Linked DNA regions of Mus musculus: region 2 is linked to region 1. A link is a loop called in an ENCODE intact Hi-C map of the cell type or tissue named here. Cell type or tissue: heart. All regions are shown on one strand.

Region 1 (5,000 bases):
CTAACTTCTTCTGAGTCCTCTTGGGGCTCCGTAACCTTTGCTCTCCTGTGCCTCTTCCTTTTGACCTAGGAAAGGGATGTACCTAGAAGGGGCATTGCTCTATCCTCTTACACCCTACCCCCCACCCCTTAGGGTTGGAGCAGCAGAGACCTCATCTTTTACCTGTGTGGTTGTCCAGGGTTCCAGGTTCCCTTCCCAACCCTCCTGCCTCCCCCCCCCCCAGCTCTCCAGCCAAGTTTTGGCCCTCACCCTGGGGTCCTTACCACGGCTACAGAGTATCAGGGTCTGTCTCCTACTACATTTCACTGTAACAATTAAAGAGAGAGATTACAACCTACTCTACCTTCAGAAGTATCTTTCAGTTTTTTCCCCCCTTCCTGGTGATCAGTGTGGTTGGTGTCTCAGAATTCCTTCCAGGTAGCTAGGAAGGTGGGTAGATTCGGAACATCACTTCTGGAGTGGGCACAGGAGATGGTTAGTTCCAGGCCAGCCATAGGAGCCAAGGATACAAATGTCCCCAAAATACATAATTAAGTACATCCACTGCTGCTCTAGAGGACCCATGTTGATTCCAGTCCCAGGGAGTCCTACATCCTCCTCTCTCTCGCTGGGCCACCAGGCACACATGTGGTGCACAGCCACACGGACAAACAATATGCCCGCACATGTGAAAGAATTTTGAAAAATAAGTTGGAGCCAGGTATACTAATACTATTGCACACCTTTAATCCCAACATTTGAGAAGCAGAAGCAGGGAGACCTCTGTGGATTTGAGGCCAGCCTGGGCTACACAACGAGTTTCAGGCCATCCATGAGGGCTGCTTAGTGAGACATTGATTTTAAAAAAGAGGGGGTGGGGGCTGGAGAAATGGCTCAAATGTTAAGAGCACTGGCTGCTCTTCCAGAGAACCCTGGTACAATTCCCAGCACCCACAACTGTAACTTCAGTTCTTGGGGATCCAACACCTTCATAGATGTACATGCAGGCAAAACAACAATGCACATTAAAAAAAAAAAGGAATCATTAGGAAAAGGGAAAAGGTTTAAAAAGATATTTTAAAAGACTAGGCTGAAAAGAGCCAGTCTGGGCAGTGAGCAAGGAAGTCGTAGAATTACCATGGGCCAAGGGCATCGGCTGCTTGTCAGCAGAAATACCGTAGGCTCGTTGGGGCTTTCGGGAGATGGGAAATATTCTAGGGGTTCTGCTGGCTGGTGCTGAGGGTCTGACAGGATATGCTTCTGGGAGAAAGTCCCAACTATGACATTGTGCCAGGATGTAGGATGGCTCCAAGACTGAGGATTGAACAGATGGCCAAACCACTGACATGCGGTGGTCTTTGAGGACGAGCAGGTGAACGCCTTCTAACTTCTTCCTTCACCCGGGAGCAGTCCAAGGTTAGCTCAGCACCAGCACAGCCTCTAGGCTCGCCTGCGTCAGCGGAGGCAGTGCGACTCACTCCTGTAGGGGGTGCAGTGGAGACGTGGTTGCCGCCAAGCGCACATGTGCGTCATCGGACAGGGGGCTGGGCCTCCAGAACCCGGAAGCTGGGGACCCACGTGGGAGGCTGGGAGGTGACTGTCTTGGCTCGAGGGTCAGGTTGTGGGCAGTCCTTGTGAGGGGACGAAGTGTGGGAGGTCAACGGGTCCTCCCCAGCTGTCTGTCAGTGGAGTCTCGGGCGCTGCTGGAGCAATGCGGCGACTCTGGACGGTCGGGTGCTTCAGTCGCCTGATTGCCCGCCATTTCTCCTCGGTGGCTCGGCGCGGGGAACGGCCTGGCGGGGAGGAGCTGAGTCGCTTGCTTCTGGATGACCTGGCGCCGGCCCAGCGGCTGGAACGTCTATTTGGCTTGTCCCCATGCCTCCTGGCCTTGCGGGCTGCCCGTCGGCGCGTGGCCCGGCTCCTGCTCCAGGCCGGTAAGGCTGGGCTGCAGGGGGAGCGAGCCGAGCTGCTCCGGGTGGCCGAGGCTCGGGGCATCCCTGTCTTGAGGCCCAGGCGTCAGAAACTGGATGCCTTGTGCGGCTACCAAGTGCACCAGGGCGTGTGCATGGAGGTGAGCCCGCTGCGACCCCGGCCTTGCGATGAGGCGGCAGACACGAGCTCAGGCGACGACCCTCAGCAGCTGTGGCTCGTCCTTGAGGGGCTCCAGGATCCCCGCAATCTTGGGGCTGTGATGCGCTCCGCTCACTTCCTCGGCGTAGACAGAGTCATCACCAGCCAGAGAAACAGGCACGGACGTCCCTTAATTCAGTTTACGCCCAATCTGGAGGCGGAGCCAAGCTCCTAAGCACTGGGCGGGGAGCCCCGGGGTGTGTAGGGCGCGGGGCTAGAGATTTTCTGGTTTTAACACGGATCGTGGGGATCCTTTGCAGCTGTCCGCTTACTCCAGTAGTCAGCAAGGCCAGCGCTGGGGCTATGGAGGTGATGGACGTGTTCGCCACTCCTGACCTGCCCGGTTTTTTGCAGGTAAAATGGGGCGAGAGGGGAAGAAGAGGCGGAGGCGATGACTCTAGTTAGGGATGTTAAAGCTATCTCCAACGCAGTGGATTGGGGGAGGAGGAAGAGAAGGGACGTGGTGGCATTGATTCCTACGACCTTCTAAGTCCCACCAGGAAAGATCCCAGGGCCTTTTAAATAGAGCATCGTCTGAAGTTAGGGATTTCCTCGTCTCATTTACTACACGCCATGGCCACCTGTGTCGGCAAGTCAATGTCTGACAACCGTGGGACTTCAGCAGTACTCCAGGGAGCTGGTGGACTGGAGTCGTGGGTACCCGGAAGCTCAACTTCAAAGCGATTTAAACAAGGCTTTCCAAGGGGCGAGCTTTAGTGTTCTTTAGCTGTGTGTTTCCTAGCTAGACTCTAGGGGGCAGCATTGCCCCGCATTTGGCAGTCCCTCCACCCTCTATCCTTCCCCTGTCCCCACCCTCATCCCTCAGTGAGAAAATAACCTTGAAAAGAGGCTGAAGAAAGCTGCCTGATAAACTTATATTCAAGCCATATGTCTAATTTCAGATTTTTCCAGTAACCATGCAGGCGTGATGACACATATCTATAATTCCAGCTTTTAAGAGGTGGACACAGGAAGATCGTTTATTTCAAGTCCAGTCTGGGCTACCCAGTCTTAACAAAACAAGACAACAACAAATCTAGAAAACTAAAAAGAAACATGATTGTATCCAATATACCACAAGTATTATCATTAAAACATACATTTTAAATATTAGTGAAAAAAAAAATGAGACAGGTTATTGTGTGGCCCAGGCTGGCCTCAGATCCCTCAGAAATCCTCCTGTGTTAACCTCCTTAAGTTGTGTGCCATCATGCCCGGCTTAAATCCCGTTTTAAAATGCTTATACATAATACATCTCAATTTGGAATAGCCATATTTCAATCCTTAATAGTCACGTGTAGTAGGGCTGGAGAAATGGTGGAACAGTTAAGAGCACCGACTGCTCTCTCAGAGGATTCCCAGCACCCACGTGGTGGCTCACTGCCATCTATGACTCCAGTTCCAAGGGATCTGGTGCCCTCTTCTGGCCTCCCTAGGCATCGATCACATGTGGTGTGTACACTTACATGCAGTTTAACTCTCATGTAAAAAACAAAACAAAACAAGAAGACAAAGTTAAAATCTGTAGGAAGTGGCTTGGTGTGCTCTGAGATTTTCATATTGACCAGCACATGTCTAGAAGCATGTCTGGCTTCATCTCACAGGCAGCCCCCCTTCTGAGGAACTGTCCGAGACTGGTGGGAAGTGGAGTTCTCTCCTCACACCCCACACTCCCTGCCAGCATTGGGCCACAGAATTGTTTCCCCTGGTTACTGGGGAAGAGCTGGAGGCAGCAGCCAGCCCTGTGCCCCACCCACTGCCTACCAAAGCCTGCTCCATCGATACCAGCCCCACTGCAGCATGCCAAGAGTCTTCTGTGTTCATCTGACCTCATGTTAATCAGAACCTTCCCTTCGTACCCCATCAAAGCCCCGGACAGTCACAGTATCCTTCATGTTGCTTCAAAGGTCCATTCTTAGTTCTCAGGTACTTGACAGGTCTACAGCATCTAGCACATATGGTCATTCTGATTTTGTCTTGTTTTGTTTTTAATCACCTTTTTTTTCAGCAATCAAACTCAGCTTACACTAGGCAGACACATTGTCCGTGAGTCACAGCCTCACCCACTCCCCCTGGCCGTCCCTTTGCCTCTGCACTCTCCTGTAGGCATCTCCAGTGAATTCTCTTTGATCCCATGACCTCCAAACACTGTCATGTTCCAAGTCTCAGGCCTTGGATCTCTTTTGTGTAAATTGGCTTAATTTTTCCCCCCTAATCTAGTTGCCTAGCTTCATTTATTCCCTTGTATTGGCTTTTTGAGAAAAGGATCGGCTATGTAGCCAACCTCAGATTCATGATTCACAATCCTCCTGTTTCAGTGTCTCAAGTTCATATATATACATATATGTGTGTGTGTGTGTGTGTTGGGTATGTGTGCTACAGTGTGTGTGCATGTAGAGGTCAGAGAACAACTCTCTGGAGTTGGTTCTTTCTTGCCATTATCTATTTATTTATTTATTTATATATTTATTTAGAGATGGGGTTTCTTTGTGTATCCTTGGCTGTCCTGAAACTCACTCTGTAGATCAGCCTGGCCTTGAACTCACAGGAACCTGCCTGCCTTCCAAGTGCCGGGATTAAAGTTGTGTGCCGCCACCACCACCTCCCCCATCACTGTCACATTTAAACTCCTGACTTTCTTTCTTCTTCTTCTTCTTTTTTTTTTTTTAAATTAAAGGCAGGTTTATTTTGAGTTCACTGTCCCCAAGGACCAAGGCCAGGGAAGTGGCCATGGGGAAAGGGGAGGGGGGAAAGGGCAGAGAGAAAAAGAAAAAGGGTACTCCTGACTTTCCATTCCCCAGTTCCAGATTACTCCACTCCTCTGCTACACAGCTCTCTCCCTCCGCTCCCACAGTGGGCATTTCAGACTCCTTGTTTCCAGGTCTGACCAT
Region 2 (5,000 bases), 390 kb after region 1:
CACAGCTGCACCTTGTGTCCTATCCATGGCTTCCCTCTGGGAAGCAGAGCACTTTATAAACATTAACTCTTTTTACCCTCTAGGCACCTCCACTTAAAAGGTAAATAAGGCTGAAGGTTCTTTCTTCTCCAGTATAGATGAGGAACGCCATCCAGGGAGAGAAATGGGTTGAACAGAGGCTGGCTAGGTAGGGTCTAGATGGGGCCCTGGTGTTGTCCTGGGCAGTTCTCCTCTCTGCTTCTTAGGGCAGTGGGGGCTGGGCCTTTGTGTGGAGTGTGAAATGCTGCAGAGACGAGCAATTGTTCTTCAATGCTTTGTGCTCTTTCATAAGAAAGGAGAAATCAATACACATTTTCTCATACACGCACATGGCAGCCATCCGCCTCTCCTGCAGCTCGATCCTGCAGGAGGAGATACAGCTATGCAAGCCAACAGGACACACCGGCTTCCAAGAGAAGACATGAAAATTCCTCATCCTACATTTAGCAGTAAGCTCCCTAAAGCTAGTCATAAAACCAGCTGAGGCCAGCACATGGCTGACTGCAGGACCAGTCACTTCAACCGGAGGGAAGACTATGCTGTAAGGTGGAGGGTTCTTTGAATGTGTTCTGACAGGAGGTATTCCTAGCATAGACTCTGTTCAGAATCTGGTTTATGGAGAAGTTCTTTGAGGGATACGGTTCGAAAGTAAAAAGATGAAGGCAGCAATTTTTACCTTTTCAAATTGTATCTGCATTATTGTACAGATAGTCATAGATCCAGGCATAGCAGTTTATGCCCATAAAATATCAGTAGTATTCTAGAGGCTGAGGCAGGAAAATCACTATAAATTTAGTGAATTTATAGTAAAGGCCAGTCTGAACTACATAATGTGTTCCAGGACAGTTTGGACTGTACAGGTGGTCCTATCTCAAGTTAGTCTTGTTTTATTATTGTAAAAGATGTCATTGATCCCTGGAATTCAGTTACAGTTTCTGCCACCAAACAATCCAGAGTAGGGTATGAGTTTTGCCACTGTAAACAGAAAGATGGTGTCAGTTAACAGAACAGCTTTGCATGGCAAGAAGGAATGCAGTTGCTTCTCTCCAGGGTGGTGGCTCTGGAGACTGTGAGTACACTTCACACAGCAGAGGCCGAGAGTGGAAGCAGGTGAGTTATCCAGATGCAAGAGGAAGGCTGAGAGTGGAGAGTGGAGGAGGAACCAAAAGACAGGCAAAGCAAGATGTTCATTCATGGAGCCTGGCCGAGTGGGCCCCAGGCATCATGGCAGCAGCACCAGTGTGAACACCTTGGTGTGAATGCCAGTGTGAATGCCTGGGTACCAGCTTCATTCACCTCCCCTGATACTGAGGAAGTGAGTCACATCCAAGCGGTGAAGCACCCCTGGCTCATCATAAGAGCCATGGAAGGGGCAGCTGTTTGAACAGGAGCTTCATCTTGCTGAAGCCAGCAGTCATGAAACCATAAACAGAACAGCGGCCAACTCTATTGCCAGGATCACGGTGGCCTGATGTTAATATTAAACATCCCAGCAAGGCAGAATGCCTTGTGCCTAGCTCCAGAATAAAAATAAATAAAAATAAGAGCAAACCCGCAAACCTTGATTAAAAAAACAAAACAAAACAAAACAAAACAGTGAGGTGATTTGTTGTCTTTCCTTTGTGAGGCCATTTGTCTTCTCTCACATCAAATCTGTTATAAAACAGTCAAACTGTGAAAGTAGAAATCATCCCAGGAATATGGAATATTAACACACAGGCGCAGCAAGAAGCAGGTCTCCTTTTGTCTGAAGACACCCCGACCCCAACAAATCTAATAAGGTAAATTATTTTTCTTTAAAAGGATGTGAAAGCTAGTAGGAGGAATAGTAGAAGTTTTGAGTATTTTCTGTCTTTGTTAGTGTGGAGTGAATCTATAAGGAGAAAGCCTTAACAAATTCCCACCTTGTCCCTCTTCCCTCCTCTCCTCTCCTCATCTTTTCAGATCTTTTGTTTGGGGCCTGACCTGCTTCTTTAAACATTTATAAATCTTGAGTCTGTCTGATCTTTAGGTGACAGGCCAGAGGCCACGTCACCAACTGTAATTTAGAGCTGTGGGGCTAAAGGCATCTGCAGGGGTTTGAAGGACCCAGTTCTGACCTGACTGAGGGAGCACACTGGAACAGCCCTCCTCAAGTCTCCTTCAAGCTCTGGGAGGGTGCTGATGAGAGCAGACAGCCTGGGTAATTTATGGGCTCCTGGTCCCCTTTGAAATGAGTCATATACTGCCACCTTGTGGTAAATTGGCACATCTGCAATTTGCTGTCTGGGATCATTTTGTATCCAGACCCTGATGATTAGTGATACTAGAGAGATTCTCTGGGTCACTTAGTACTTTGCTAGCTTGATCCCACTAAATAGTTTTCAGGAATTTTTTTAAGGGAAAAAAAAGACACACAGAAGTTGGTCTGTGGGAAGCTGCCCTATTCTTTTTGCTATTCCCTTTGTCTTATGGTGTGTAGGTGTGTGTGTCTGTGTGCCTTCGTTTCTGGTTTGGGTTTGGCTTGGTATGAAATCTGGGAAGATCAGAAAGGAAGTCTTTGAGCCACTTCTGCTGGTAGGAGAAAAGGGGAGTCTATTGACTTCCTTAGCTGTGTGCAGAAGTTATATATAAGCTTTCTGCCCTGTGAGTTGTGTTATTGAGAGCCAACCGTGAGGTGTGTCAAGATGGCCACTTGTCCTTCATACCTCTGTGAAGGAGACACGGCTTTGTGTTCTAGCAATAGCATTTATGGAGGATGCAGTAGTTTCGCTGCTGAAGAAGCTGCCATTTTCTCGGCCAGAATGGGAGCTAGCTCTGACAACAGGTTGCAGCGATTGTGCACCATTACAACTGCTACTGCTGTGCTTGCTTTTCTGTTTGGATATTTAAGACAGCAGGCTGATGTCTCATGATTTTTTTTTTTGTATCTACAGAAAAAAAGCAATTGTGCATATCCGTTGCCCTCTGGCTCACTCTGCTTTCTGATAGAATACAGGTGATTTACTGGAAGGGATTCTCTGTTTAGTGCCATTGGCACCTTCCAGTACGTATTTAGAATGCCAGAGCCTATTAATAGAGTAGAAGAGAGCAGAACTCTGAAGGTAAGGGATGTCTGTGTTCAGAAGGTAGGAGGTTAGCCCAGGATGTGACTCAGTGTTACAGTGCTTGCCTGAGGTATAGAGGGCCCTGATATGTTCCTGGCTTATGCACACAAATGTGTCGATGGAGTCCTCTGTTCACTCCATCTGGACTACACCAGCAATGCTGTAGTCGACACAGTGCTGGGATTGGCACAGAAGGTCTGAAGGCCTTACCTGGAGAGGCAAATTATAGGCCTTGGGTTCAGCATACTGCCAGGAAGATTTGCAGAGGCAGTGGAGAGAACTGTGGAACTGTTAGTCTGCCATGGGGCACTGCCATTCACTTTCCTTCTGTCCTGGCCAGTGGGTTAGTCATAGAACGGCAGAGTTCAGTCCCTGTGGGCCTCTCTTAGGTGGAATAGTTGTCTGGACAGGTGACTGAATGTAGTTGCCTTTCTCTTCTTTTTTTTTTTTTAAGATTTATTTATTATTATACATAAGTACACTGTAGCTGTCTTCAGATGTGTCAGAAGAGGGCATCAGATCTCATTATGGGTGGTTGTGAGCCACCATGTGGTTGCTGGGATTTGAACTCAGGACCTTTGGAAGAGCGGTCAAGTGCTCCTATCCGCTGAGCCACCTCACCAGCCCTGTGGTTGTCTTTCTCATCTGACTTCTCTGATATTCCCTGGTGTCTTTGTTGTTGTTGTTGATTTGTTTTTGTTTTTTAGGATTTTAAAAACGTGTATAAAATAAAAAATGTGAATCTGCACATGTGAGTGCAGGTACCTGCAGAGGCCAGAAGAGAGTGTAAGATTCGCTGAAGCTGAGTTTGTAGGCAGTTGTGAGCCACCCAAAGTGCGTGCTGGAAAGTAAGGTTGGATTGTCTGTGAGAGCCGTATGCACTCCTAACAGCCACTGTCTCTCCAGCCTCCTGCTGTGTCTCTGTAATCCTCAACAGTAACTAGTAAGGTTCAGGCTGGCATTCAAACACTAATTTATCATACTGCGTGCTGTATTTGAGTCCAAGGATTATCCATGTCTGTATGTGTTTATAAGCATCCAAAAATACTAAGTAAATTGTTTTCAGAACACAATAATGAAAGGCATTGTTAGTGATGCTGTGTTTGGTCAGGGTACCATCAGCACAGTGCACTTGTCTACACAAGCAACCAATGCGCTTGTCTACACAAGTAGTCCCCACCGTGTCTGCTTGGAGCCTTCTTGCAAGGTTTTAAACGATCTGGACTTTGCTCATCATGACACTGGGGGAGTTAAAGTTGTTAGTCTTCTGCCTGTGTGCGCTATCACTGTCCCTGCTTCTTAAATGCATGTAGAGGGGCACAGGCTGCCACACGGTAGTGTGTAGTGTAGGGTCTGCAGTGTGCAGAGGGGAATGAAAGGTGGTCAGAGTGCTTTCCAGATGTGTCGTGGGTGTTAGGGTTGTCCGAACCCTGGAGAAGCGACAAAGGAGCAACTTTCACATTAATCAGAGGCAGTTATGTATGTAGGTTTGCAACTGTCTTTCTCTTCTCTCCTTCCTTCTTTCCTCTTGCTCTATAGCCCAGGCTGGCCTGGAACTTGGGTTCCATTTACCCTAGCCTCCCGAGTGCTTAGATCATAGCATAGGTATGTGCCACTGTGCCTGGTGCACATTGTGCCCTTACTCAGACTGCTTTGTTGAAGGATGCATTTGGAGGACACGAGGTTCTCACTTATAGAGAGACCTTGATGTGTTTTAGATGGTGGACAGGTTTTTCTGGGGATCTGTGGGTCAGCTGCTTTCTTTGTGCTGCCCACAAGAGCATGTAGGGGGTTGGGGTACCTTGGAGCTTGGGGTTTCCAGGCCAGAGTAAGACGAGCATGGTCTTCCAGAAAGCAGATAGGAGAATTCAGATC

Evidence for each region. Peaks named below come from ENCODE experiments on the same cell type or tissue, not always from the same donor. Only the 100,000 strongest peaks of a DNase experiment are listed, where the experiment ranks them.
Region 2: it touches region 1 in a loop (7-fold over the local background); 13 of 42 quality-filtered maps call a loop at or near these places.

The regions. Positions count from the first base shown.
Region 1 is chr11:84,816,063-84,821,062 of GRCm38, reverse strand. It overlaps Mrm1 (mitochondrial rRNA methyltransferase 1), which reads left to right and starts at 1,548. Exons shown (of 5, transcript NM_145433.1): 1 at 1,548-2,226; 2 at 2,370-2,463. The coding sequence starts at 1,691. It overlaps Dhrs11 (dehydrogenase/reductase (SDR family) member 11), which reads left to right. Exons shown (of 7, transcript NM_177564.5): 7 at 1-335. In heart, CTCF peaks have their summits at 2,852 (motif pointing right) and 3,537 (motif pointing left); DNase peaks (open chromatin) are centred at 1,532, 2,262, 2,712 and 3,853; H3K4me3 peaks cover 2,217 bases; H3K27ac peaks cover 2,197 bases; H3K27me3 peaks cover 278 bases.
Region 2 is chr11:84,427,004-84,432,003 of GRCm38, reverse strand. The region is part of intron 12 of Aatf (apoptosis antagonizing transcription factor); the gene reads left to right. Among named protein-coding and RNA genes, the nearest start is that of Aatf, 84 kb to the left of the region's middle. In heart, a CTCF peak has its summit at 2,281 (motif pointing left); no DNase peak of the experiment used is centred here.